Regions from separate parts of the Homo sapiens genome. Here region 2 is linked to region 1. Evidence: chromatin loops called from intact Hi-C (ENCODE). Cell type or tissue: GM12878. All regions are shown on one strand. Each heading gives the region's core, and the rest is flanking DNA. Links, peaks and the distances in the headings are about the cores only. Region 1 holds the start of TRPC7-AS1 (TRPC7 antisense RNA 1). Region 2 has its middle 23 kb from the start of LECT2.

Evidence for each region. Peaks named below come from ENCODE experiments on the same cell type or tissue, not always from the same donor. Only the 100,000 strongest peaks of a DNase experiment are listed, where the experiment ranks them.
Region 2: it touches region 1 in a loop (10-fold over the local background); 2 of 110 quality-filtered maps call a loop at or near these places.

What each region holds. Positions count from the first base shown.
Region 1 is chr5:136,204,777-136,219,999 of GRCh38, reverse strand. TRPC7 (transient receptor potential cation channel subfamily C member 7) reads left to right here. Exons shown (of 12, transcript NM_020389.3): 11 at 3,725-3,800; 12 at 6,396-7,255. The coding sequence ends at 6,565. It overlaps TRPC7-AS1 (TRPC7 antisense RNA 1), which reads right to left and starts at 5,952. Exons shown (of 2, transcript NR_046708.1): 1 at 5,577-5,952. In GM12878, for the core only: a CTCF peak has its summit at 7,642 (motif pointing right); no DNase peak of the experiment used is centred there.
Region 2 is chr5:135,970,859-135,986,081 of GRCh38, reverse strand. No RefSeq gene overlaps it. Among named protein-coding and RNA genes, the nearest start is that of LECT2, 23 kb to the right of the region's middle. RefSeq lists enhancers at 10,295-10,796, 12,428-12,722 and a silencer at 12,428-12,722. In GM12878, for the core only: a CTCF peak has its summit at 8,485; no DNase peak of the experiment used is centred there.

The DNA of each region.
Region 1 (15,223 bases), core at 4,381-12,380:
CACAATTTATGTTCCTCTGCCGCAGCTCCAGCCGTTCCCTCCATTCAGGGTCCCTGACTTCCCGCAACAATATCCTCTGTGCCATCCATGTTAAACAGAACTTTTGGCCATTTCTCCAACCATTTCAGGCTTTCTGGTGGCAAAACTGGTTTTTGCAGATACCAAGTTGTGCAGCATGCACATAACAGAAGGGAAGTTAGGTCTCTATGAGGACATGAAGTTTTTTTGGTTTTTGAGACAGAGTCTTGCTCTGTCACCCAGGCTGCAGTGCAGTGGCACCATCTCGGCTCACTGCAACTTCTACCTCCCAGGTTCAAGCAATTCTCCTGCCTCAACCTGCCAGGTAGCTGGGACTACAGGTGTACATCAACATGCCTGGCTAAATTTTGTATTTTTAGTAGAGATGGGGTTTCGCCATATTACCCAGGCTGGTCTCCAACTCCTGGCTTCAAGTGACCCACCCACCTCAGCATCCCAAAGTGCTAGGATTACAGGCATGAGCCACTGTGCCTGGCAGGACATGAAGTCTTTAAGAACTGGCAGGCAGTCACACTGCTCTCCCTGAAGGTCCCTGTCACTCTGGGAAGTGCCCTGGAGGTGAGGAGGAAGGCTAAAGTGTCCCTGCACATCTGCAGTGCTCATCTGATTCTGCTTCCACAAGAAGACTTTATAATCCTAATGCATACTGAGAGCTTCAAAGTAAACCTTTGCTTTTCTACCCTCTGAGCCCTAGGTCTACAGAAACCCTGGCTCAGATCGAGCATGCCAGTGCTCAAGAGTGGGCCATGAGCATTCCTGCCAGTGCCAGAGCAGAGACCCCCTTCTTCAAGGGATGACCATTGTATGATGTCACCCAGCCTCTGAAATCTAGTGAGGCTTCCCCCTGCATAAAATGACTCAGTACCCAGACACAGCCCAAACCCTCTTTGACTAATGGGAGCCAGTTTCCCACATCTCATTTCCTAAACCATCTTGAGCCTTTGTTTTGATGCTCAGATGAAGTCTCAGCCATGATTTCCATGCTGGTTAAATCTCAGATCTGCCACTTTCCAGCTGTGTGACCTTGGAGAAGTTACATCAGTCTCTGAGCCTCAGTGTCCTCATTTGTAAATGGAAATGACAACTCCCATCTCACTGAGTTTCTTGGAGGAGTCAGTAAGATCACTTTTATGAGAGGCTGACACAATCCTGGTCTATGGAAGCACTCAATGCATTTGCTTCTTTGCGTCTTCATCCTTTCACCCTTCCTCCTGAGGGGCTCCTCTGCATTGAAGGAGACTGTGAGCAGGATCTCACCTATCCCAGCCAAATAGAGTTTGAGGGGCACATTTTCTATTATTAGTAAATACATGCTATGGAATGTTCTTAAATACAAAATGTGCACACCAAACAGGAAGGGCTGTAATTCCGGCTGCACCTATGAAAGAATTTTCCTCAACACCATTTGACTGCCAATCTCTGGCTTATCATTTTACATGAGAAACAGTAAAGCTCTTTAATTGTTGGATCCAGAAACTGAAGAACCCTTAATTCCTGAGGTTTGCCTTGAAAAGGCAACCAACTTTAACTAGGTCCCTTTAATTTTGTGTCAGCCTGAAAGATTGCAGTGGAAGAACACTTCTGAATTTCTTATTCAGCAAGAATGACAGATAACTAAGTGTCTGTTTTGTTATTTTTTTTTTCATGAGAACTAGTTTAGGACAAAGTTTTTGTCTTGTTTTGTTTTTCCAACTCAAAGTGAAAGCAGCATTACTGAGTCTCATGGAAAGGGATACATATATTTTGTATATATATTTTATATAATCTCAAAAAATATATTTTTGAGATATATATTATATATTTTATATATATCTCAAATATATATTATATATTTTATATATAATATATCTCAAATATATATTATATATCTCATATATTATATATCTTAAATATATATTATATATTATATTATATATATATTCTTTTTTCTTTTTTTTTTTTTTGAATTAGAGTCTTGCTCTGTTGCCCAGGCTGGAGTGCAGTGGCATGATCTTGGCTGACTGCAACCTCTGCCTCCCAGGTTCAAGCAATGCTCTCTGCCTCAGCCTCACGAGTAGCTGGGATTACAGGCACACACCACCATGCCCAGCTAATTTTTGTATTTTTAGCAGAGACAGGGTTTCGCCATTTTAGCCAGGCTGGTCTTGAACTCCTGACCTCAGGTTATCCACCCACCTTGGCCTCCCAAAGTGCTGAGATTATGGGCATGAGCCACTGCACCTAGCTTGAAAGGGATATATTTTTTATAACTTAGATAACTTACTTTATTGACTAGACTATGTCCATGAGAAATTCAGCGCTGCAGTTTAACCGCTAGTAGGATAAGACCCAGGCTTCTCTGAGAAGGAGCAGCAGGAAGGCAACTGCCAATTAACTCTTCAGCCTGAAATTAGATCACAACTCAAACCACACAGCCAGTTGGCCCATGAGCCCGAGGGCTGAGGAGGGGCAGTGCTGGCCTGAATGAGCTAAACCCAGTGTTATCCTAGAGAGCCTTTCGGGTTCAGGTGAAGTCTTAGAATCACAGGCCAGGAAGCATCTCTGTGGCAAGCTCTTCATGGTTAAAGGGATGGAAAGAACCATAATTGATGATAATGAGTAAATCCTGCAGCTCTTTGCATCCAGTTCACTTACTTTTTATTTGCAAGATGCTTTTCCTCAGCCTATGTAGCAAAGCTAGGAACAGAATCAGGTCCCTACAGGTCTCTTCAAACTGGAAAATGCTGCCTCTGTCCTCTTGGTCCTCAGGTGTGAGCAGGTCAGAAGGCCACAAGAAGGGAGGACCAAGGAGCAGGGAAATCCCTTCCTCTCTTCCACACTGCTCATCTCTTGGAAGATTCAGAAGTCTCGGCTACCCGAGTATTTTTAAATCCTGTGATTTCGCAGGAACCCTGGACCAACTAGCTGGCAAAATCCAAAGTTCACCTCCTGCAGTCTTTCCTACACTTGGCTCTATTCTTGGTGTCTCTTAAGTGTTTATTCATGCCTCGCCTGCTTAACGAATTCAGTATCTTCATAATAAATGGAACTTGAGGGCCAAATCCTGCTCCAGTGTGACTCCGGCAGTACAGTGTCAGGCCTGTGGGAAGTGGTATCTCTGTAAAACCCCAGAGGCCCGGCTGTGTCTGCTTCTGCTTCTGGTAGGAATTTTCCAAGGTACAGTGGACTTGTCCTCCAAGCCTGATCCTGACTTCTGTACCCAGCGGATCTCTTCATGAAGGGCACACTGCTCACTGTGACCTCTGAGGGAGGCAGCTCCACCCAGGCAGGCCTGCTAAGTCTTCCCCAGCCCTCCATCCTTAAAACAGAACTGAGGTCCAGGAAAGATGACTTGACTGAGCAGGGCAGAGCCAGGCCAAGGCCCCTGGAGCAGAGATTTGTGCCACTGCCCACTCCACCCTTTCTCTCTGTCTCTCTCTCTGCTTGGCTCAGCTTCCTGCCATTAAGAAGTATTCCTGTTACATCCCAGGTTCAGTTGCACATTGCATCCTGCGGGGGAGGCGAAACAGAGGCTGGCCAGGTACCCGCACTGTGCAGGGCACCCCTCCAGAGTGAGGCGCCAGGCATGGGAGGGTCGCCATGGTTGCTGAGGCTCTTCAAGGGAGGGAGGGGTCCTGCTACACCACGCAGGCTGCCTCTGCATTAGGCCAGCCCTGTCTGATCCCTTCCTTGCTTGGCATTTCAGAAAATCATGAAACGGCTCATAAAAAGATACGTCCTGAAAGCCCAGGTGGACAGAGAAAATGACGAAGTCAATGAAGGTAAATGACTGGATTTCCACCCACGTGGTGATTTAAAACAACACAGGTTCTGTGGGTCTCACTGGGCTACGGCCACAGTGTTGTCAGGGCACTGTGCTCCTTTCCAGAGGCTCCAGGGAGGCTCAGTCTCCTTGCTCATTCAGTTGTCGGCAGAGTGCATTTCCACGGGGCTGCAGGCCTGTCCCTGTTGCCTTGCTGGCCACAGCTGGGCTGCCCTGAGCTCCAGCACTTGGTCTGTGCATACAGCCCCACCACCTCAGAGCTGGCAGCAGGCATCAGGCACCCTCACACTCCATTTGCCCTGCCTCATCTTCCATTGTCCCATCTCTGACCCCACTCTTCTGCCTTCCTCCTCCACCATTTTTTTTTTTTTTTTTGAGATGGAGTCTCACTCTGTTGCCCAGGCTGGAGTGCAACGGCACAATCTCGGCCCACTGCAACCTCTGCCTCCTGGGTTCAAGTGATTCTCCTGCCTCAGCCTCCTGAGTAGCTGGGATCACAGGTGTGTGCCACCACGCCCAGCTAATTTTTGTATTTTTTTAGTAGAGATGGGGTTTTACCATGTTGGTCAGGCTGGTCTCGAACTCCTGACCTTGTGATCCGCCCATCTCAGCCTCCCAAAGTGTTGGGATTACAGGCATGAGCCACTGCGCCCGGCCCCTCCTCCACTTTTAAGGACTCATGTGATTGAATTGGTTCCACCAGGACAATCCAGAATAATCTCCTTCTGTTAAGGGCAGCTGATCAGCAACCTGAATTCTATTTGCCACCTCAGTTCCCCTTTGAGGAGAAACAGTCATGTTTCCCACAGGCAGAACATCAGGGATCAGGACGGGGACATCTTGGGAGTAGGGGACATTCCTCTGCCTCCCACAGCAATGGCAGCCTTGAGCCAACCTCATGCCTCTTGAGTGCAGGATGGTTCAGAATTCCAATGCTGTACTTCATTCCATGGTGCACATCCACTGAGCAGATGCACACTGCGTTTAGGGTCTGCCGCCGCTTGCTTCTAACTGGCCCTGTCCAGTCTCAGTGGGAGGTTCTCAGCATCTAACTGACAGCCGTGTTTCTCAAAGTGTTCCCCACCTCAGAACTAGCTGTTAAAACTACAGATCCCAGACCCCACCCAGACCTAATGAATCAGCATCTCTGGAGTGGGGTCTGGGGATCTGCTTTTGGAAAACTGCACCAAGGGTCTCTGATATACACTGAAGTTTACCAACTATATTATTTTCACTGTTTGGGTTGTTTTCCAGTCTATTTTAAGCAGTTACTCTTAGATGAAAAGCAAATTACTTTATGCCAGGTAATTAATGAGATACTTATGACAAATATTTGCCACCTAGAAACAGCCTCATCCATGATTGAAGTTTCTGTTCTCCTAGCTTGGGCCACAGGGAACTACAGAAAGAGCCTGGTCATTGGGTGACCCTCTGCTTCATCCTGGGGCACCCAGCATGCAGCTCGAAGCTCAGCCATAACTGAACTGCCCCTGAGCTGACATGGTTTAGGGGCAGACAACAGCCCACCTACCTACTTGTAGGTCTCAAACAATGGCCAAGTGTCAGGCCAGCCAGCCTCAAGCAGTATGTAACTGATTCATGTGAATATCACTGATCATAGAAGGTGGGGGTATCCAGGTGTCATGGCACTTAAATTACACCATGAAACGGGGGCTCAGTGAAGCATCTGATAAAAACAGGGGGTGTATCCATTTGTCAAAATGGATCAAACTGTACCTTTAAGATCTCTGCCTTTTATGTGTATAGACCATACCTGAAAAATAGACGAGTAATGTTTCCACAGACAGTGGACTCCCACACGAGCCAAGTGCAGTATCTACAGTATTAGGAAAGATCCTTTTGACATCTGTTTGTGGTTAATAAGAAGATTCCCACAGCCTAGACCCATTGGACTTCTAACCACAAGGTTCTCTGTGGAAATAAAAGTGAAAGTCCCTGCTAGGTGGTCCCTCGTTATGGAAGGAGGAGGCGGCAGGCATTGACGAAGCTCCTGTCAGCGAGGTGGTGCTGCTGCTTGTGTGGGCTGAGTGGACCGTGCTCAGGTGGCCAGCTCACTCCCAAGAGGCTGGTCAGCTCCATGGCCACCACGGCTGCATCTGCTGTGCCGAGCCATTCTCTCCAGGCTCCTGGGAGTTTCTCCTCCCTACAAATAACAATGACAGAACAAAACATAGCATCATCAAAAGCAATGCTCTGGTTAATGGGGTTGTTTTCCAGAGTCTTGAAATCTGCCTTTAGTGACTCTGAAACAAACTTTCTAACAAGTATTTTATGAAACAAGTGCTAGACACAATTCACAGCCCTGATCTTGACTCCTCCTTCAAACCCCTAAGGGAAAGGTTTTCCTGGAATGGGAGGAGAAGGGCTTTCTATGGATCGATGTGTCCTTCAGTGGTGGGGGAGCTGGGTGGTTCTGGGTTCAAATAGAGCCCCCCTTGCCTCACCTTCAACCCTGGTGGGCTGGCCCAGGACCCGACATTCCACTGGAAGGATGCACATGCCCACATGTGCATGGGACAAGCCCCGAGCTTCCACCTACTCAGACTCAGCAAAATCTCCTCTGTCCTTGCAGGCGAGCTGAAGGAAATCAAGCAAGATATCTCCAGCCTGCGCTATGAGCTTCTTGAGGAAAAATCTCAAGCTACTGGTGAGCTGGCAGACCTGATTCAACAACTCAGCGAGAAGTTTGGAAAGAACTTAAACAAAGACCACCTGAGGGTGAACAAGGGCAAAGACATTTAGCAGCCCACATCGGCGTCTGTGACTTCTACCAGCATTCCAAGGCCAGGTTGGATGCCCTCGCCCCCATCCTTGGTGGGGAGGGGTCCCCAGCCCACTCCTCTAGGACACGAAGGGGATCTCCTGGCTCAGTCTCTTGCAGCATGACTGACATCTCCAGCCCGCTGGCCTGCCTAGACCCAGAACTGCTGTGAATCTAGGTGGTTGGGTAAGAAAAGCTACCATGGGAGGAGGGGAGGAACAGCCCCCTGACGAGTGTGAGACCTTTGGTCCAGCCACAGTGAAACCCATCCCTGTGGCCAGAGCAGGAAAAGGCCATCTTGGGTGCACACCTGTGCCCTCCCACTGCAGGTGGGACTGCAGCTCTGGCTGTGTCCTGGGAAGACAAACACCTCAACCCACAAACTCCTTCTCACTCCCTCCCTGCCACCCCCAACACATCCAAACAGAACCAGGAGGTGACCTGTGATCTATTCTTAAGTGCCAGATGAGAACACAGCCTAATAGCAAAATAGTTCTATTTGTTTATATAAAAAAAAAGTTTAAAAATCCTAAATTGAAAACTGTACTGTAGGTAGCACTGTTTAGAAAACAACAACAAAATCCAAATGATGTATTTTTACCTTTATTAAGATTATCTTGTATTTACTATTTTTACCTAAAATGGAAAGAAATAAAATTACCTCATAATAACTTCTGTGGATACGCTACCAGGGCCGCCCCACTCGCGGGCCCAGTCTGGAGGTGGCCTTGGGAACCTGTGGCCCAGGGATGCTTCGGGAGGAGAATGGGCCGATGCGGTGGGGGTTGGGTGGGGACGAAGGCACCACCCTCCTTAGAGTCATGCAGCCAGGACCCCCAGAAGCTCCAGCCTCCACCTCCAAGCCCCTCCTCCTGTGCCCAGACCTAAGGTCAGGAAGGAGGTAAAGGAAATGCAGAACAAGTGGAAAGTTTTCTCCCACCCCATTCTAGAACTTTCCTCCATGTGAAAGGAAGGGGAGGGGCAGGAATGAGGCCTCAAAGTGTCCCCCCAACCAAGGAAGAGGCTAAGTGTGAGTGGGGAGAGCAGCCACCAGAGGGCGCTGAGTCCCAAACAATGCCTGTTCGGAGCAGGTGTGCGAAGATGCCATTCATCTTCCAGAAGCTTCCAGAAGAGCCCTCTGCTCCCAAGGAAATATTCCTAGGGCTGGCCAGAAGTATTCAGCTTTTGCCGTGTACCAGGCACTGTGCTCGGGGCTTTGCATGCATCAGTCCACCGGATCCTCACAGCAACCCTGTGAGGAGGGTGATGGTTACAAATTCACATGCCTTGCAGACGTTCTAGAGGGGGGAAGATAAATATATAATAATTATATATATATATATATATGCATGTGTGTATGTGTAAATGTATATATGTATGTATATGTAGAAAGAGGGAGCTTGTGTTTCAAGACATACGTCTTTGTCTTCAGGGGCAAACATTTTTTTTACTTAACTCTGCTATAAGAAACAGCCGATCAGATGAGGCGATAAATAGAAGTGAGGTTGGTGCCAGCATTGATGGGAGTGACGAGGGACGATGACAGACTGCACAGCCGTGCCCTGCCTAAAGCAGGCTGCAGACACTCAGCTCAGCCCATCGTTGCCATAAGGAATATAAGTCCTGTTTTGCCACATCTTCCCAACTGCTGAAAAAAAGAAAAAGTCAACATTTGTTGGGCTCCTGGCCGCCAAGATAGGCAGCAGAAGATGAGACATGGCTCCATGCCTGGGCCTTCCCAACCCAATCTGCACCACCACCTAGTATTCAAGCAAGACAGAAACAGGCATTTGACAGGTACTGGGCATACTGCATATGCAGGGGCACTTGACAGACATAAACTCTGGCCCAGGAGGAGGATCCATAGAGGACCATGGATGGATTTCAAAGAGCCTGCAAGTCCTAAGGTGCCCTTCAGGCTGTGTGCTTGTCTTTGCAATGGGTGCATTGTTCTGGAGAGAACACCTGTAGCTTTTTGCAAGCACTCATCTACACGCCCCCGGCAAGTCCACAAATGAGGAATGACTTTACTCAGCAGCTATGTACTAAGCCCCTTGCCAAGTGCTAGGGACAGAGCCACATGCATCCAGTGTGGCTCCCTTTTTAAACCCAGACTCTGAAAAGGGAGGCTTAAGTGCTTTGTAGGAAGAGCAATTGATTCATCCAGGGGACAAATTGCTAACACTTCTGGAAGACTGCCTTTCAGATCCCTCATTTATCTTTATCAGAATGCTAATCAATACTTCTGAGATGCATTCTTCAATTTCTCTATCTGCCTTCAGCCAAAGGCAGTTAGCAACCCCATTTTCAAACCATGGGGCACACTTTTCCTATCAAACCTAAGTCTCAGATCTACTCCTTATAGAGATAAAGGAAAACCAGTCTCACTGAGTAATTAAAAACTGGGAAAGAAAACTAGTACCATCCATTAGGGTTTTAATGCCATGTCTAGGAGGTAAAGGTAGTCCAGGAATGAATTCATGGCTGTCAGATGGCTATGGGGAAGGGCAGAAGAGAGCCCCTTTTTGGTGGAGAGCTGTTGGAGAGGCCTGGAACTGAGGGCTGGCAGAGATCAGCAGCCTGAAGCAGGGAAAAGGGCTCAGTCATCTTCCAGGCACTACCAGTCTCCCTCACTTGCCCCATCTCTTGGGCCCATGCTAAATTAGCCAGGCAGGGGAAGCAGCGCTTGAAGAAGCCAAACAGCAGGGTGAGGAATGGAACCTGAGAGAGACCCAAGGGCAGATGGGGAGAAAAAAGGACCCAGTCCTCCCTGGAAAGTTCACTAACACTCCTCAAGATGTGCATGCCGCCAGAGGCACCCATCTGTCCCCTGCAGCTCTGCACACTTGCCATCATTCTGTCTACAACTCTAATGTATACGTTCAGCATCTGTCTCCACTGCTCCAGGGAAGCTCCATGAGGAGGTCAGGTCTGTTCCATTCCCCACTGAGTACTGGCACAGGGCCAAAGAGTAGCCACTCTTGCTGAATTCCTCATGAATTACTGCAGGGCCCTTCTGATCTCCAGTTTTCTGAAGTTCCTTCAGACAGCATCATCTCGGGCCCTGAGAAACTCGGTGAGTTTGCAGAAACATAAGCCATCCTCTGCTATAGCTCAAGCCATTTCCCTTCTAGTTATAGCCTGGAAGGGGGCCCAGCTCCTTGCCATAACATGGCACACTGATGCGGGAGTTGCAGCCCCTGTCCAGGCTTCCTGGGTAACCAGTGGTTAAGCAGTGAGTTCTCCAGTGACTTGTCACCTTACAATGGCTACTAATAGGACTCGACAAATCATAGTGACACTTCTCATGCAGAAGTCCCCAATTAGTCCTCCGAGCTGTTCCTAAAGGACCATGCTCACACACTTGAGAAAGTGCAGTGACCGCCTCTGCCCATCAAAGCCTGTCTCCTTCCCTCCCAGCAAGGCCCAAAGACAGAACATTGGCCCACACAAGCCAGGCAGGGGGAGATTCCCCAGGGCAGGAAAGCTCTGACCAGACACCTTCATGGGGAGGCTGAGACACCCTGCACTGCTCAGGAGCATGCAGCATCTGGTTACAAATAAGCGGCCTTGATCCCATCACTTCTCAAAGTGCCCATGACTGCGTCTGTAAAGTGCAGAGTCTGAGAGCCCCAGAGGCCGGCAGGCCAGAGAAGCTTCATTTGCGGAGGCAGGCAGGCACGCCTCCACGCTATGCTTATCCCAGCTCTTCTCTGCATCCCATGAAGGGTGAGAGTACTAGAGGGAAGGAGCTCCAGGAAAGACACATAGATGCCAATCAACTTAATGATGATTAACACAGGAGTGAAGCCACTTCCGGCCGTGGTCTCCCAGGCACAGCCAGCAGGAGCTTGGGTAACGCTACCTCATCCCGGTCCTGGGAGCGGGGCCCACATGGGCTGGATGGCATTGCGGAATGGCAGGTCCAGACACTCACTGTGGCCCAGTATTTCACCATTGTTTCCCCAGTGCCGTCAAGCAGCTAGGACAACCCATGCCTTTTGCTTCAGCGAAGGAATGACACAGAAAGCAGGAAAAAATAAAGGTGTGCTCATTTCCCAGACCTGAGGCTTTAAAAAAGGGAGAGGTCAGATGAGGGGAGAGTCGAAGTTTGGAAGAAAGGATGGCTGAGGAGCATGGGTTCTCCCCTACCCAGATTGGAGCAGCAGAGGAATGGGCAAAGTGGTGAGAGCAGAGAGGTCAAGGTGCTGGACAGAGAGAGTCAGACCCCAGAGGAAAGGGTGTGCTCCCATGCCGATAGAACCCGGGGCCTGGCTGGGTCTGCCTTCTGCACTGCCTGGCCTCCTCTAGAATGAGCAGGGACCAGCCCAGTTGCCTCCTGTCAGCCTCTCCCCTGCACTAGGAGGGAGAAAGAGGAAGGAAGAGGCTCTCCAGGGCTGAGGCAGAGGCAAAGTGTCCTCTCCTTACAATAAGTTTTAAAAGTCCTGATTTCATGTCCTCTGAGTATCTGAGTCAGAAATAACTGGGCAAAACACAGCCCGCTACGCCTTGACATGGATGTGGCATAGCTGTGCCACTGACCAAAGAGGCCTGAGTGTCCCGTGGAGGCTGACGTGCGGAGGCTGCTGCCAGGCACTGACCCCACACCCCTAAGGTCAGCAGCCCCCACCCAACCCAGCAGACAGGCAGCATGCTGGGGAAAGAGAAGAAAAAAGAAGGCAATTAAATATGCTAAAGAAAAATTTAACAAGACACTTTTAGGTGTCTGAGGGCAGGTCCAGACACTGGTAGGACAGACAACATTTTTAACTTTGCCACTTCCACCCCCACCACCCCAGTGATGGTGAATATACAGGGATAAGGCAGAGAGATGGCCGGCACAGAAGCCAGAGAGGAAGGGTGGGCTATGGAGCATGTAGGCTTGGTGCTGGCTGTGACCCCCTCTTTGGCTGGTAACAGATCTCACTGTACCCCAGACACCGTCTAGCACCTAACCCCAGGACAGCCACCCAGAGTGCCCACCTCCTCTAAAATCAACAGCAGACCCAAACAGAGCTGATCTTAGTCTTTCCTTGGTTTTATATATAAGTAGCCACTGGGAAAGAAAAGTCCTTCTTTGGCAGGGTTGATGAAAAGGAGAATGTGAATTTGGGACACCCCTCTGCCACATGGAGAGGGACTGTCTGCAAATGAAGTCAAAAAGAGATGAGAAATAGAGACAAGGGAGAAGAGGAGATGGGGAAGGGGGATAGAAGAGAAAAGGAGGGAAAGGGAAGCAGAAGGGGTGCCGTTGACCTTAGGTGGGGCCCACCCCGAGGCCCTGCTTCCTGCAACTCTTCCTTAGGGCTGCTCCAGAAGCCTTCGTAGTTTCCCCGCCAAATGGATCCCATTTTTGTTTAAGCAAATTTGCTTTGGGTTTCTGTCATTTACATCCTCAGAGTCTTGATGAACACAGAAATGGTGCAGTGACTTCTCCACCCTTCCCAACCATGGGGCTGGTTTTGAGCTTCTGTGGTTGAAGGAGCGAGGGCCAGAAACTGCCAGGACTGTTTTTCTTGAGATGTGGTGTGGTTCTGTTTAATGAGTGAGGGCCAGAAGCTGGTTAAACTGTTTGGGAGAGAAGCTTCGAGGCCGTGGGGCAGAGCAGGCCTGCTTCGCGACCCTGGGCATGCATACACCTCAGGACCAGGGAGAAGTCTTTCTGCTCTGCCCAGCCACCAGCTTTGGGAAGACCTTGAATTGGCACGTTGGGCATTTCTGTAGGGACAGCGATCCCAGTGAGACATCTCTCAACATCTATGGAGGCAGCAGGAAGCAGAAAGGTGAAGGGGGAGCAAAGCAGAGAGGGCGACAAGGCAGCCAGCATGGTGACCACCATTACCAACCTTGTTTGTGGGGTCACCCCTCGGAGACTCCAGAAATAACCAGTAGACACTGTGGGCAGGTCCAGCTTCTGGCTGGTGAGGATGCTGCTATACATAGGAAATATAGAGCCTTATTCTGTAGGTAGAGTATGGTGAAGTGGACTATTCAAGTTATGTAAATAGGACTTGATATTGGTCTTGGGGACTTCCACTGCTTCCCATGAGCATAGATCATTGAGAGCAGCATGAGCCCCAGTGGCCGTACAACTGACTCAGGATTTCTGGACCACTGATGCCGGCAGGGAGCAGCGACTGCCCCAGACCTGAGCAGGGTCAGTCACTGAGAGAGAGGAAGTGACTTTGGATCATCTCAGTGATAGAACGGAACACAGCCCCAGAGTATCACGCTCAACTCCAATCAATCGCAGAATGGGCACTCCAGCAAAATAGAGCCATTGGTGCCTTCCTAACCTGCAGAAATCTATTAGCTGCCCCCAGAGCCAGTTAAGCCCTGGTGAAGGTGAAGATTCGATCTGAGAGCCGAGGCTGCCTTGTAGACTCATCATTACATAAAGATGCTTGCAGCATGATCACTGTCTGTCACCACCAGCGTGAACAGAATGTGTATTCTGTGCTTCAGCAAAAGCCATTAGGGTGTCTTCTCATGATATTTTTCCTTCAAAGAACACAGATGTTTTTGCTGTGTCCTGGGACTTCTGAGCCTAATGTCCCCAAGCCCCAGCTCAGAGGTGAGCTGTTTTCATTGTGCTGAGGCTGCAGGAAGAGGATGGTATGGATCAGTATTCTAGTCACTCTGGACAGATTTTCAATCTTTCTCCCAAAGGGTAAAAACAGCATTTTCCTGATTCTTGAAGACCTTCCAGTCTGTACTCCCCCTGCATACATATGACATGAAAGACTCAACCCAAGGTGAAACATAAGGGATACTTTCTGAAACAGGGATCTAAGGGTGTGAGACAAGAACACAGATATATGAGGAAATCAAGGGAACTGTCACTTCCCACACAGCCCGTGTGCACCCACCCACGAGGTCACGGCTCAGACACCCGGGTAACTCTAAAGAGACTAAAAATGTGCCCTAAGACCACCCACGGGGTGTTTCTGGTCATCCTTTGTGCTCCACCACATAGGCAAAGACAAGGAGGGGGATTTGGAGGTGAGAATGGAACCTGGGCAGAAGTGCCTAGGCACACAGACACAAGGAAAGAAGAGGAGTGAGGTAGAGGGCCCCATACTTGCTCCCACATGGGTCCACTTTGTGGCAAAGACTTAGAGGCAACCCAAAGAGATGTGAAGGAGATGTCGGTGTCTTCATCATCAGGGATGTGCAGGGCCTCCCACAGGCCTCACAGAGGCCACCATCAGAAACCCATATGCAAGAGGCAGCATCTGCAGGAAGCTACTCTACTCCCAAGGGAAAATCAGAGAAACTGCCCTCCTGCCAGGCCTCGGGGTCTCCTCTTCCCGAGCTGAGGTCACCCAGGGACATAGACCACCACTGACACAGAGCAGAGGAGTCTGGGTCTGTGTGACCTCCCCCAAGTCACAGCACAGGCCGCCAAACACAGGAAATGGCAGGGCCAGTAGCACTGGTTCCCAGTGGAGATACATAGTACTGGGTAGATGTTCCATTTCCCAAATAGACACAAATGCCTGGTAAGGCTGCTGTTCTGTCCTGTAAATTGTTTGGGTGACTTCCCAAGAAAGAAAGGAAAATATGGTTGTGGTGAACTATACCCCATGGCCCCAGTGAAACATGCTTCCCAGTACTCAGGCCCTTGTGTGTTCCCCTCCCCCATTGATGCTAGGCTTGGTCATGGGACTTGTTTTAGCCAATGGAGCATTAGCAAGTATAGCACAAGCAGTGGTTTGATAAGCCCATGCCCAGGGTGGCTTGTCTTACAACAAGCCAGCCCTTGTAAAGAATCTCAGCTAGGATGCTGAATGTTGAGAGGCTGTGTAGAGAGAAACCCTGGAGGTTGAGAGGCCTCTTGTATTTCCAGCCTAGACAAGCTCCCAGCTAAGTGCAGCTGCATAAGTGATTCAGCTATGTGGAGCAGAAGAACCTCCCAGCTGAGCTTTGTTAGCCACAAAATCACGAGAAATAATAAAGTGTTGTTGCTTTAGGCCACGAAGTTTCGAGGTGGTATGTTACCCAGTAATAACTAAAATAAAGGGGCTGAGGAAGGATCCAGGAACTTTTCACACCATTTTTAGCTTATCTGCAGGAGAGTAATCAATCCCACCCATTCATCCCAAAAGAATGATTTACTTCTGAATCATAAGGCCTGGTGCCTCAAACAACAGAAGCCTATGAATGCAAATCAGCAGTTGTTTAAGAAGCCACAGTCAGGGTTTCCAACCTCCCCAGGTTGGCTTTGCTCCACTTAAAAAGAAACCCAGTGTCTGGACACCGATGGAACCGCCCCCACCCCCCAAAAGTAGTTCTGGCCATCCTACAGAAGGACGCACGTTTTGTTGTACAAGCTAAATACAGCCAGTCGACTCAGTCATCACCTCAGCTCATGTATCGTAATGTGCGATGAGCTGGAAGGATCCAGTGGACTCCAACTCAGGAGTTTGCAGTTTCACTGAAGAGAAAAGGGACAAGCCTGGGAACAGGTAAGCAGATTTGTGAGATTTTAACAAGAGTGGTGGGCAATACAGAGGCGATGTCACAAGGCAGTTGGTGAATCGTTGCCTGATGGACAATAACATCCCTTTCGATTTCTAATCTTACAGCTATATGATGAGCACTTCCACATCCCTTATTTCACTTATTTAAAACATCAG
Region 2 (15,223 bases), core at 4,816-12,815, 230 kb after region 1:
AGACTCCTTATTACACAGAACAAATTACTTAATGTAAAGAATGATATATTTTCTTCTAAATTTACCGTCTTATTAGGTGCTATTTTCCTGCCTATTTTACATTTCCTTGTCCCTCCTTTCTTGCCCTCTTTTTGATTATTTCTATATTACACTTGCCCCTCTATTAATTGGGAGTTTTATATGATTTTTAAGTCATTCCTTTAATATTCATCCTAGAGATTATGGCATGCATTACAACCTATCAAAAATTTAATATTAATTGGTGTTTTTGTTTCATGTGGGATAATGCAATGATTTTATAAAACACTTATATAACTCTCTGCTATTATTTGTATTTTAATTGTTATATCTTTTAAACACCACAATACATTATTTTTATTTTATGCAGTTGCAAATCATTTAGATTCACTCAGACATATTCAATTTTTATCATTCTTTGTTTCTTTCTGCATCTCCAGACACCCATCTTCAAACCATTCCTCTTCAGAAGGAATCTTTCCTTCTCCTAGAAAGATGCTTTTCAACATTTCCTTTAGTGAAAGACTTCTGGAGACAAATTCTCTCATTTTTTGTTTCTCTGAAATTTATCATGTCACCACTTCTTAAAAACATTTATTGGTAGCTATAGGATTCCAGATTAGCGGTTATATTTTTTCAGCACTCTGAAGATATAATTCCAATACATTTTGGCTCCCATTATTTCTATTTTGAAGACAGCTGTCAGTCTAATAGTGGCTACTTTTAGTCTGTTTTTACTTAATTTTGGCTGCACTTACAAGTTTTGTTTGCTTGCTTTTGTCTCTGGTTTTTAATAGATTTTCTTATGTGCCTAAGTGTGGATTTCCTCTTATTTCTCTTTAGGGTTCCTAGAGCTTTAGAATCTGTGCTTTGATATCTCTTATTAGTTTTGCAAAGTTCTCTGCCAGTGTCCCTTAAAGTATTGCTACCGATTCACAGCCGAATTCTACCAGAGGTACAAGGAGGAACTGGTACCATTCCTTCTGAAACTATTCCAATCAATAGAAAAAGAGGGAATCCTCCCTAACTCATTTTATGAGGCCAGCATCATTCTGATACCAAAGCCAGGCAGAGTCACAACAAAAAAAGAGAATTTTAGACCAATATCCTTGATGAACATTGATGCAAAAATTCTCAATAAATTACTGGCAAAACGAATCCAGCAGCACATCAAAAAGCTTATCCACCATGATCAAGTGGGCTTCATCCCTGGGATGCAAGGCTGGTTCAATATATGCAAATCAGTAAATGTAACCCAGCATATAAAGAGAGCCAAAGACAAAAACCACATGATTATCTCAAAAGATGCAGAAAAGGCCTTTGACAAAATTCAACAACCCTTCATGCTAAAAACTCTCAATAAATTAGGTATTGATGGGACGTATTTCAAAATAATAAGAGCTATCTATGACAAACCCACAGCCAATATCATACTGAATGGGCAAAAACTGGAAGCATTCCCTTTGAAAACTGGCGCAAGACAGGGATGCCCTCTCTCACCACTCCTATTCAACGTAGTGTTGGAAGTTCTGGCCAGGGCAATCAGGCAGGAGAAGGAAATAAAGGGTATTCAATTAAGAAAAGAGGAAGTCAAATTGTCCCTGTTTGCAGATGACATGATTGTATATCTAGAAAACCCCATTGTCTCAGCCCAAAATCTTCTTAAGCTGACAAGCAACTTCAGCAAAGTCTCAGGATACAAAATCAATGTACAAAAATCACAAGCATTCTTATACACCAACAACAGACAGAGTGCCAAATCATGAGTGAACTCCCATTCACAATTGCTTCAAAGAGAATAAAATACTTAGGAATCCAACTTACAAGGGATATGAAGGACCTCTTTAAGGAGAACTACAAACCACTGCTCAAGGAAATAAAAGAGGATACAAACAAATGGAAGAACATTCCATGCTCATGGGTAAGAAGAATCAATATTGTGAAAATGGCCATACTGCCCAAGGTAATTTACAGATTCAATGCCATCCCCATCAAGCTATCAATGACTTTCTTCACAGAATTGGAAAAAGCTACTTTAAAGTTCATATGGAACCAAAAAAGAGCCCGCATCGCCAAGTCAATCCTAAGCCAAAAGAACAAAGCTGGAGGCATCACACTACCTGACTTCAAACTATACTACAAGGCTACAGTAACCAAAACAGTATGGTACTGGTACCAAAACAGAGATATAGATCAATGCAACAGAACAGAGCCCTCAGAAATAACGCCGCATATCTACAACTATCTGATCTTTGACAAACCTGAGAAAAACAATCAATGGGGAAAGGATTCCCTATTTAATAAATGGTGCTGGGAAAACTGGCTAGCCACATGTAGAAAGCTGAAACTGGATCCCTTCCTTACACCTTATACAAAAATTAATTCAAGATGGATTAAAGACTTAAACGTTAGACCTAAAACCATAAAAACCCTAGAAGAAAACCTAGGCATTACCATTCAGGACATAGGCATGGGCAAGGACTTCATGTCTAAAACACCAAAAGCAATGGCAACAAAAGACAAAATTGACAAATGGGATCTAATTAAACTAAAGAGCTTCTGCACAGCAAAAGAAACTACCATCAGAGTGAACAGGCAACCTACAAAATGGGAGAAAATTTTCGCAACCTACTCATCTGGCAAAGGGCTAATATCCAGAATCTACAATGAACTCAAACAAATTTACAAGAAAAAAACAAACAACCCCATCAAAAAGTGGGCGAAGGACACGAACAGACACTTCTCAAAAGAAGACATTTATGCAGCCAAAAAACACATGAAAAAATGCTCATCATCACTGGCCATCAGAGAAATGCAAATCAAAACCACAATGAGATACCATCTCACACCAGTTAGAATGGCAATCATTAAAAAGTCAGGAAACAACAGGTGCTGGAGAGGATGTGGAGAAATAGGAACACTTTTACACTGTTGGTGGGACTGTAAACTAGTTCAACCATTATGGAAGTCAGTGTGGCGATTCCTCAGGGATCTAGAACTGGAAACACCATCTGACCCAGCCATCCCATTACTGGGTATATACCCAAAGGACTATAAATCATGCTGCTATAAAGACACATGCACACGTATGTTTATTGCGGCATTATTCACAATAGCAAAGACTTGGAACCAACCCAAATGTCCAACAATGATAGACTGGATTAAGAAAATGTGGCACATATACACCATGGAATACTATGCAGCCATAAAAAATGATGAGTTCATGTCCTTTGTAGGGACATGGATGAAATTGGAAATCATCATTCTCAGTAAACTATCGCAAAAACAAAAAACCAAACACCGCATATTCTCACTCATAGGTGGGAATTGAACAATGAGATCACATGGACACAGGAAGGGGAATATCACACTCTGGGGACTGTTGTGGGGTCGGGGGAGGGGGGAGGGATAGCATCGGGAGATATACCTAATGCTAGATGACGAGTTAGTGGGTGCAGCGCACCAGCATGGCACATGTATACATATGTAACTAACCTGCACAATGTGCACATGTACCCTAAAACTTAAAGTATAATAAAAAAATAATAAAATAAATAAATAAATAAAAGGAGAGTAAATTGAAAAAAAAAAAAAGTATTGCTACCAATCTATTTTCTCTCTAATCCGCTTTGGGGACTCCAACTACACTCATGTAAGACATGAGTCTCATTGCTTTCACTTTGCTTCTTTACGTTTTCTTCCATATTTTTTATTCTTTTTTTCTCTCTATGCTTCCTTCCGAAAATTTTTCTTTTGTTAACCAACACTTCTCAAACTTTAATGTCTTTAAAATCATTTGAGGATCTTATTAAAATACAATTCAGATTCACTAAGTCTGTGGTGGGGCCTAAGATTTTGCATTTCTGAAAAGCTGCCCTACAGAAAGAGGACACTAGGTAAAAACTAAGGAAATACGAGTAAAGTATGGACTTCAGTTAATAAAAATGTATCTGAGCTATGTTTGCAACTTTTCTGTAAATCTAAAGCTAGTCTATTCTAAAATTAAAGTTTTATTTTAAAAAATGTTTTGAGATTATGTCAATGAGGCTGGTCTACATATCACAGGTTAAGTGATTGGTTGAGATTCTAACCGATCTTCCAAGATTGACCTCTTCTTCCAGACAACCTTAATTATATAAGTAGTAAACCTTTAACCTTCTTGGTGTGTATGTATGGTGTCATCAGTTTCAACATTCAAACCAAATTTTGGATAGGGATGCATTCTGCTTCTGCAGGCTGGCTGAAACAGACTACATGTGTCTTAGCCAATTTTGTGCTGCTATTATAGAATAGCAAAGGTGAAGTAATTTATAAAGAACAGAAATTTATTTCTCACAGCTCTGGAGGCTGGGAAGTCCAAGATTAAGGTGCCAGCAGGTTCAGTTGTTTGATGAGGGCCCAGTCTTTGCTCCCAAGATGGCAACTTGAACAAGTGCAAGTCCTCACATAGCAGAAGAGTCCAAACCCACTTCTGCAAGCCCTTTTTGTAGCGGAATTAATCCACTCATGAGGACTCTGCCTCCTATTAGGCCCCATATCCCAACACTGTTGTATTAGGGATTAAGTTTCCAATACATGAATTTTGAGGGACACATTCAAACCATAGCAATGTTCTATTTAGGAGACCAAGATTATGTGACTTGATAAAAAAATACAAAACTCTAGGCCAGGCACAGTAGCTCACACCTGTAATCCCAACACTTTGGGAGGCCAAGGCAGGCAGATCGCTTAAACTCAGGAGTTCGAGACTAGCCTGGGGAACACAGTGAGACCCCATCTCAACAAAACATACAAAAATTAGCCAGGCATAGTGGTGCACGCCTTTAGTTCCAGCACTCAGGAGGCTGAGGTGGGAGGATCACTTGAGCCCAGATGGTCAGCTGAGATCACGCCACTGCTCTCCAGCCTAGGTGACAGACTGACACCCTCTCTCAAAAATAAATAAATAAATAAATAATGCAAAACTAAAATATATACCGTTTACAAGAGCTGTGTCTAAAACACAGAGACACAGAAAGATTGTAAATAAAGGGTTGAAAAAGATAACAGGGAAACCACTAGGTTAATATTCAAAGATAAAGGACTTTAAGGTAGACTGCATTATCAGAGATAAATAGTGACATTACAAAAAGCTAAATTATTCAACTCAGAGGATGATGTCACTATTCTAAAATTGCATGCATCTAATAAAAGAGCCTCAAAATATAAATGCATGAATCAAGTTTCCAACACTAACAGAAACAGAAATGTGCAATCATAGTGGGAAATTGTTACACAACTATTTCAACAACTGACAGAACAAATAAACAAAAATCCAGTAGAGATATAGAAAATATAAACAACGTGATTAGCAAACTGACAGAATGGACACATTTTCTACATTGCATACCAAAAATGTAAAAGATGCACATGGAATATTTACAAAACACTGACCAAGTGGTAGTTACATAGAGCTTTCCTTTTTGATAAATCATCGAACTGTACATTTTCATTTTATGCACATTACTGTTTGTGTACTGTTTCTCATAATAGTCTGGAAGTTCCCTGTCTAGAACTATTAAGACCCTCCATGGTGTCAAAGACACAGGCTCTTTCTACCTTGTTATTCCACTATATATATCTTCCATTTTTAAGGCGATCTCCTGTCCAAATGCCTGCTCAAATTTCTAGCCATTGAAACACATCCCAATCACAGGAAGGAGAAAAAAGGAAGCGAGGGGATTCACAACCTCCCTTTAAAAAACCCTTTGTAGAATCTGCAGGTACTATTTCTGCTTATATCTCAGTAGCCAGAACTTAGTTACTTTCACACCTAGCTCAACAAAAATTTGAGAATGGAGTCTTTATTTCAGTTGCCATGTGCCCAGAAAAAAATAAAATAAAATAAAGGGAGGACGAAGATTCTATTGCTACACAAGAGAGATAAAAATGTTACCTAGATATTAAAATAAAGGGGGATTTTGATCTTGTTTAATGGATTTTTCCCTCAGACCCAGACAATCGTCAACATAGAAAAAGACAGATTTTACTCCCAAGGACTCCTCTTTGCCTATATTCCTTTTGTGTAGTATGAGGGGGGATTGAATGGGTCAGGGAGAAACAGGCAAGTTTATTTACTTGACTTGGCTTTATAATTGCACCCATACCCTAAACATACTACTTTTAATGAATAGGCTGCAGAGGTCTTGCTTTTTTGAGTTAAGATGAGTGAGTTGCATGGAAACTGAGGTCATTAATAAATACAGCATCTATTCCAAGTATGATGTCCAAGTCTAAATCAAACACAACTGTTGAAAGGCCAGATGTTATTCCCATTGCTATATTTCAGTGTTTTCCTGGAAGTGATCTCACCCTGATGGTAATGCCGTTGTCCAACTGTGTATGCTATTTATATCTAGAACCCCAGCTTTCAGGTTTAAAATGCACCAAACTGCAAATAGCTATTGCTTTGAGTGCTGAGCCTGTCATGGGGAATTTAAGAAGAATCCTTGAGTTGTGATGTGCTAACTTGGATGGCTATCAGGAAGGAAAGAATTTATGTAACTTGTAAACATGTAGATATATTGTGATAGAGTTCTAATGCATGGCTCTGAGAAGCACCTTCATTCATATTCACCAATGCAGGGAATCAAAGACTTCACTGTCCCCTCTGTGAAGAAGAAATTTAACTGCAATTAATTATCTCCTACAGACTAAAAAGTGTATAATCCCAAAGACCAAAGGAACATTTAGTCAGAGCCATAAACAATGCCAATACTTAAAAAGAAAACACTCTCAGAAAAAAGTGTGATGATGCCTTTTATCTGGTGTATTAAAACAAGAAAATACACCAGATAAAAAGCATCATAACACTTTATTTATTTATTTATTTACTTATTTATTTATTTATTGCTGAGATGGAGTCTTGCTCTATCGTCCAGGCTGGAGTACAGTGGTGTGATCTCTGCTCACTGCAACCTCCACTCCCTGGGTTCAAACAATTCTCCTGCCTCAGCCTCCAGAGTAGCTGGGATTACAGGTACCCGCCACCACACCCAGATAATTTTTGTATTTTTAATAGAGATGAGGTTTCACCATGTTGGCCAGGCTGGTCTCGAACTCCTGGCCTCAAGTGATCCACCCACCTCAGCGTCCCAAAATGCTGGGATTACAGGTGTGAGCCACTGCGCCTGGCCCACACTTTAAAATTTGGAGGCAAAGAGAGTCATCACGAGAAAATAATCTGTTTTTGAAGAATATCATAGACTTTTTTTTTTACAAATAATTTGTAAAATATTTTGGTTTATGCATTCATCTCACAAAAACATTATTTGTATAGAGGTGATTACGATGCAGTTACTAACACATCTATAGCTGCATACACTTTTAATAGTACATTTACATAATAGATGTGAAATAGAACATTTAGCTGGCTCCTATGAATATCAACATGAAGACAACTAGTGCGTAAGACTGATAAAAAAAACAAAAGCTAACATTCCTGAGGTACTTCCTATCAGGCAGGTTCTGTGCTAAGTGGTTTATATGCTTTATCTCACCCAATGGGAGATTCTACTATGGTCTCCAATTTCAGCAGAGGAAAGGGAGGTGTGGGAAGGGGATGTTACTTGCCCAAATCCTTGTGGCTCTTGAGAAGTGGAGCTGGGACTTGAGTCCAGGTCTGCTGGCTCCAGATCCTGTCTCTGTAGCACCAGATGGCACGGCCTCGGATTAAGTGAGACATACATGCTATGAGAGCTTCGTCCACTGCTTGACCCATACTGAGCAGCCAATAAAGGCTTACACAAAAGCAGACTAAGGCAGGCTGCAATCCACACCCCATCCACAGCACTGAAGGCTCCCAGAGCACAGTTAAGGTAATGAAAGGTGCTGGGAACCTCTGGTTGAGGGTCCCTTTTTGGTGCTACCTCTGCCTGTCAGTTATCTACGAGTTTCAACCCTGCCTAAGTCACTGAGGGGCTGGATGGCTACGGGACCAATCCCTTCTTTCTGGACTGGACTTTCTTCTGTAAAAGAAGAGGATTTGACTAGAACGATTCCTAAGCTTTCTCCCCGCTCTGAACTTCTACCACCCAAGTCATCTCTAAGCTTTTGCGTGTGAAAATTAGTCCAGAAGCCCAGGGAGGCCCGTACCCGCCCTGAACATGTAGGAAGGGATTAACCATCCTAATAAAAAAGACAGCAGTGCTCTATGAAGATCAGCATTTTCCACCAAGGATGAACTTTGTTTCAATGGCAACAGGCCATGGTGGCAAAACTGCAAACTTCTAGTGTGGGCATGACTCAAAACCAGAGGGCCAGGGCAGACCTTTAGAATAGCTGATGGAATCGAATTATTCCACCGACTTTCACAATCCTGGCCATTTCAGCCCCACATGCGTCAGTCAGGATTGGAAATTGACGCAGGCTGTGGGGCTCTGGAGTGCTGAGGCAGAAGCGCCGAAGTCCGCTCAGCGGCGCCCACTAGCGGAAGGCCACAGAGCGGCGGTGCAACGGGACGGCTCAGGGCTCCAACTGCTCTGCACTGTGAAGCTGCAAGTCCTCCCTTGCATCATCGCACAGGGAAACGGAGGGAGAAAGGCCACCAGCTCCTTAGAGGCAGAGTTGACCTCTTGGCGGCCATTATGGTCCATGAAGAAATTCCCTCTGTACAATACACTAATTTTTCTTCATCATAACCTAACACATAGTATTTATTTATTGCAAGATGCTGGTCACCGTATTAAAAGATAATACAAATTTATTCAATTTTTTAATCCAAGAAAATGTAAAACATCTGAAGAAAATCTTGGTTCTTTTGATTCTGTCATAGTTTAATAACTGTGCAAATGAATGCTTGGGATCCCTGCTCCCATGAATATTTTATTAGGGGCAAATGGTTTATAGAGATAATATTGGAAATAAGAATTATTTGACAGATATTTTAAACATTTCATGGGTGACTGGGACGCATATTGCAAATTCTCAAACATCAAAAATCTGACAAAGTTCACCAAATAGTCTCAAAATAAGTTTATGGTAGTAATGTCATTTATTTACTGGATAACTAACCAACACTTAAAAAAGTTAAGCATGTTTGGGTTAAAGTAGCGTTTGACCATGTTAGGGAAGCCCAGTTCTTATCCTTAGAGAGGTTGCATTCTCACAGGTAAATGAGATCTATACAAAGGATACAACATAAGACTATAATTCTGAAATAATTTAAGTGTCCTAGAAAAATGTTCTGAAGGAGTTCAGAGAAGGAGTGCAGAAAATCTAAAAACAAGTAGGAGAACCTCATGGAGTGAGTAGGACTTGAGTTGAAACTTAAAGGATGGGAAGGGCATTTAAGTAGAAGGGAAGGAAGAGAAGAGCGTGTTCGGGGTAGTCAAAACTCATAAGGACGTATGGTGATGATTGGTACAGGAAGGTGTTTCAGGAAAGAAAGTGGGTATTCAGAGCCCTCCTGCCATGGCTTACCTCATTTATGGCTTTAGCCTCTAAAACTTCTCCCTTGTTGTCAGTTGGCTTCTTTCTTGCCTTTTATTTATTTATTTGCCTCTTTTCTAGTCTAGAACTCATGGTCAAGCTTGCTGAACATGTGCTTTAGCGACCTTGCTACCTCCTTGTGCTGTGGCTCCTGGGCAGCCAAACACTAGAGGAGAGGGCGCTGGGAAGCCAGGCTGTGTGGCAATTCTTTTGACCAGTTGCCATACATCAGCTGCAGTGACCAGCCCAAACGTGTTTAACTCAAACTCACATTCATTTCCTCGCCATCCTCACACCTTCTACTTACCTCATCTCGGGAGACTGGGGCTATTCTACATGAGCTCCCCAACGTACCTCGTCTCCACTTTAAATTGTTTCTTGATTTTCATTCTTTCTTCACCTGTGTCCCAAACCACTCCCTCGCATTTACACATCACCTCCTCAGGTGAGGCTCAATCGTTAGGTCCTCTGACTCTCCCATTTGAAGTGTCTCACAAAGGAGAGCACTGTCTTTGCTTTCAGGCATTCTGTGCTTTAGGTGAATGTGAAACATACAATGGAAAAATCTCTGTTACACGTATTCAGCCCCGGAGCTCCCGTGATTCCCAGAGAGTGGGTATTAGAAGTGATCCCAAAGAGACCGCCCCTGGGAAGGGAGAATGGATATAGATGACAGCCTCCTGGAGTCAAGGTCAAACAGTCATCACTTAACTTGTCTGAGCTTCAGTTTTAGCACAAGCAAAGAGCAAGAACAAATGAAGCAGTAAGTGCAGAAGCGAAAAGGTGCTTTGTTCTCTTTAAAAGAAGCACACTGAGGAATGAAGTCCCCTGAACTGCTAAATGGAAGATTTACATGCAATCCTTCTGCCTTTGGCGAGGCAAAGTTTTTTATTTTTTTAAACAACAAACTTTTGGGAAGAAAGGAACAAACTGCAACTTTTGACAATGAAAAAATATTCCAAAATATTTGATATTGAGCAACAAAAGCACTCAGCCATTTAATAGGTGATTGGTGTTTCAAAAACCATGGGTAAAAAAATCTCTTTCAGCTAACATGGCTCTTAAATGATCCATTGGAACAGGCTTTGTTATTCGTTATTGAAAATGTGGAGATCTCGCTAACCTGAGTTTCTCTCCCTTGGTGGGAGTCTCTCTGCTTGCTCCAGCATACCACCCACTCTTCGCTTTTCTCTGGTAGCCCTTCTGTTTCTGTATGGTTTGGCCCTGGGAAAATAAAGACACATGCAGAGTGCTCACAAAATGCAAAACATGCTAATGAATGTGGGAATTAGGGATGTTTCCCTGGCTCAATCCTTTCATTACGTCTTATTTTTCCTGTAACTCCTCATCAAAACTTTAAATTAAACAGGCCATATGGAAAAAGCTTTCAATGAGATTGTAATTAGGTATATAAAGCTTTCATAAATTAAACCAAGAACAGGAAATTTTTTTTGAAATCCCATGAAGGCACTCACAGCGGCAGGCTCCTATGGCACGCCAAGCTCTGCTCCTGTTCTAGTTCAACTCCTGAAGTCAAAGGACATAGTCAAAGTCTTGCTCCTGAACCAAAGGCACTACAATGGTTTGTTTGACGGTTAGCTCTCTGTGTCAACTTCGCTCCGCCATGGTACCTAGATATTTGGTCAAATGACAGTCTAAATGTCACTGTGAAGGCATTTGTAAGATGAGATTAACATTTAAATCAGTAGGCTTTGAATGAAGCCGATTACCCTTCATGATGTGAGTGGGCCTCATCCCATCAGTTGTAGGCAATAAGAGAAAAAAGATGGAAGGCCCCCAGGAAAGAGGGAATTCTTCCTCTAGACTGCCTTTAGATTCCAAGATGCAACATCACCTCCTCCCTGGGTCTCCTAGCCTGACACCTGCCCTGCAGAGTTTGGGCTTGCCACCTCCCACAACTGCATGAGCCAATTCCTTAACATAACTGTATTTATCTATCTACCTATCTATAAATATGTATAGCTCCTATTGGTTTTGTTTCTCTAGAGAACCCTAATACAGATGGGTGCTCTTTTGTTAATTGCAAGAGAAAACATCATCTCCAACAGAAAGAAACTGTCTGAACTTGAAATCACAGAAGATGTTTCCAGGCTAGGACTGTTACATTTTCCCTGAAAATTTCTGTTTACCCTGTTGCCTGGCTAAAGTTCAATTTAGGTAGGGTGATGCACTCTGAAGGTCACATTTTCTCTCTTTTATGTCCAGCAGATCCAACCAAGTTTCTTTCCTTGACAGTTCTTATTTAGCAATAACAGAAGGGATTGTTTTATATCTGATATATGTGCTCATAAAAAATTTTAAAGTAAACTTTGAAAACAGATAAAAACATGAATGTATTTAGTTCTTGCCCAAATGCTTTTAAACCTCCAATAATTAGTTCCCTATTCTCTCTCATAGCAGCCAGCAGAAATATTCCTGGAACAATTCCAGATCTCCCTAGAGTCAAATGAAATTCAGAAACTCCAACTTTATTGTTGGAAACAGGGAAGTAGGGGGCTTAGGCTTGGCTCCCAATGCCCTCTACAATGCTTCACAGGCTCAGTGAGCTACAGGACACCCAGCACTTCCTCCACTTGTCTCCCTTTTCCTGGGTCCATGCTCACCCTCATTCTCACCTCAGGGCTTGACCCCTCCCAGGTTCTCAGTCTTTACTGGCTTGCTTTCCTCCTTACCCACCTTCATGTTCTTTCTGTGCAGAGTTCAGTGGCATGCGCACTGCACACTGGGTGTGGGAATGACTGAGTTGTTGAAAGGTGAAGTAGTATTGTAACCAACTGTGACAGTCCTTCTTGCCAGTTTCTTCTTTCAGGAGGTATCAGTAGCAGGAGAGGGATTTTCATGCCTGAACTGGCTACCTTCATTTCTTCCATTATCATTGTTGAGTTACCACTAGCTTAAGATGTTCCACTGGCCTGAGTCAATCAGAACAATGGTGCCAAGAATGTGTGTGTTGTAACCTCTGGCAACTCTCTGACTATGTCTGTGTGTGGTGTAATTTCAGGGTTCAAAGCTCAGTGGACCAAACACATCTGTTTACCATGGTCTGGAGTAATGTAAGTCTGTTTCCCTAGGTGGCCCCGGGCTGTTTGCTTTCTGCTGGTCAAAGTACTAGCACATGGTGAAGCTAAGTGAGGAACTATGCCCACTACAGTTCTGTAAGTATTTGATAGAATGAAGATTTTCTATTGACTGGGGCTTAGTACATTCTGAAATCTTAGAACCACATGGTCAGTTTCCACACAAAATTCTCAGACAGAATTTTAAAACTAAGAAACTCTCATTTGAATACAACAGTTTTAAATAACGAGTAATTGTAGAGTCTCTTGATTGCCTATTTGCACCCAATGGGATGTAAAAAGCCATTTTTGGTAAAAGTTTGTGTCTAATTTAAACATCATAGGCTAGAGTAATATTATTTTATTTCATGTAAATGATCATCAGTCAGTTTTTTTGGGCCAAAAGATATGACAGAGACAGAGAGTTAATCAGTTCACAAGAATTCTTGAGAGCAACTTTAGGTAAATATGAATAGTTGTAAGCTGTAAAGGTAGACGATGTAATTTACCAAGTTATAAGAGATAATCTCCTTTTGGTTCTCTTCCTTTAGCACTCGGTAGGTAGAAAGAGGGAGGACACTTACATTCTACATATGTTCTACATATGAACATTTGTACATTTTACATGCATACTTTCCGTAGGGTTGTGGATCTGGTTGTGAGATACAGTCACACAACTTCATGTAAGTACTGAATACAGAGTGGAGATGTCTACTGCTAGTAGAGTTCAATGTCTTTGAAGTTTTATATTACATCCTTACTAAGTTATGTAGATTTTTGCATCCTATTCCATAAAATGTCCAAATTAGTTTTAATATAAAAATAATGGTCATGGATACCAGCAAAAATGGTAGAGTAAGAACCTCTAAAAATTCCATCTTTCATAAAAATAATAAGAAACAGGCAAAAATTGTCAGCATCAACTTTTTCAGAGCTCTGGAAATGAACTAATCCTGGGAGCACTTACTGAACAAAAATGGCTGAATCTTGCTAAGAACAGTAAGTTTTGTGGTATTTTGACTCGGTAAAAACCTACCCACTGCTTACCAGCCTACCTTTGAAACCAGTAGCCTGGCAGCAACTGGCAGAAGCAGAATAGAGCTTGAGCTCTTTTAAAGCTCATTTCCAAGAATTGTCATTATTTGACTGTCAGTATGTCTTTCAAGGACCCCACTTGAAGGCTGTCTGTTTTTGAACTGACTTGGAGCTTGCCCTGTCCAAATAGCCTTTCCCTCAGAGTGGTTGTTGAAAAACAATTACAAACAACTGCTTAAATCCACAGCTGCTTGAGATGGTGAATAAAAGTTGGGGTAAACAATAGACTAACTAAAAAGCATAAAAATAAAAAATAAGCTGTCCATAGGGACTTTGAAAAACTCCTACATATTCCTGGGAATTAAAAGAACAAAGTCATGTGTCCATGCCTAGAGCTGTGCAGGTGCTCAGGAAAGACATGAGAAGGCCCTAAGGCATTAACTTGGGCTGACTTTGATGCTTTGCACAAGCAGGGAGTGAAGGCTTAGACAGAGCTGTAAACTGCCTGGCTGAATGTTGAAGGCATCCCCTAGCACACACAATAAACCCCTAAGCAAAGACAGGGATACTTATTGATTCCAGGTGTTTAGGAAAAGTTCTGCCTAAATATTAACTGGCCAAACATAAGCAGACACTTTAGTGGCCACACATGACAAAGATTATGGACGTTATAGAATTGGTTCAGAAAGGTCAGTAAACAAACTAAATCAACAACTACAATAAAACAGAAACAACAACAAACCTTGGAGACTTGGGAAGGGTGGGGGAGGGAATATGATTTCCAGAATTGCCACATGATATTATTTTAAATATTGAGTTTTCAACAAAGATGTATGAGACACACAAAGAGGCAAGAAATTATGGCACATACAGGAACAAAAGCAGCCAATAGACATTGTCCCTTTGGAAACCAGATGTTGCACATACTAGACAAAATACTGTCAGTTACTTAAAATATATTCAAAGAACTAAAGGAAACCATGTATAGAGAACTAAAGGAGAGTGTGAGAAAAATGTCTCACAAAATAGATAATACCAATAAATAGAAATTACATATAAAAAAGAATGAAATAAAAATTCTAAAGTTTGAAAGCACAATAACTGAAAAACCTTCCCGAGAGAAGCTCAATAGAAGATTTGAGCAAATAAAAGAAAGAATCAACAAACTTGAAGATGTGTTAATTGAGATTATCCAGGATGAGGAACAGAAAGAAAAAACAATGAAGAAAAATAAAGAGAGCCTCAGAGACCTGTGCGACACTCTGTAGCACAAGAATATATGCATAATGGGAGGTGTCTAGAAAGATAGGAGAGAGAGAAAGCAGTAGAAAGAGTATTTAAAGAAATAATGGTTCAAAGTTTTCCAAATTTGATAAAAACCATTAATCTTCATATCCAAGAAGCTCGAGAAAATTGAAGTAGGGTAAATTCAAAAACTCAAAGATGACACATTATAATCACATCATTGAAAGACAAATCTTGAAAACAAGAGAGAGAGACTCATCTCATATGAGAGATTTTCAGTGAAGTTAACAGTTGATTTATCATCAGAATCCATAGACGCCAGCAGTGAGATGACATAGTACTGAAAATACTGAAAGGAGGAAAAAATCTTTCAGCCAAGA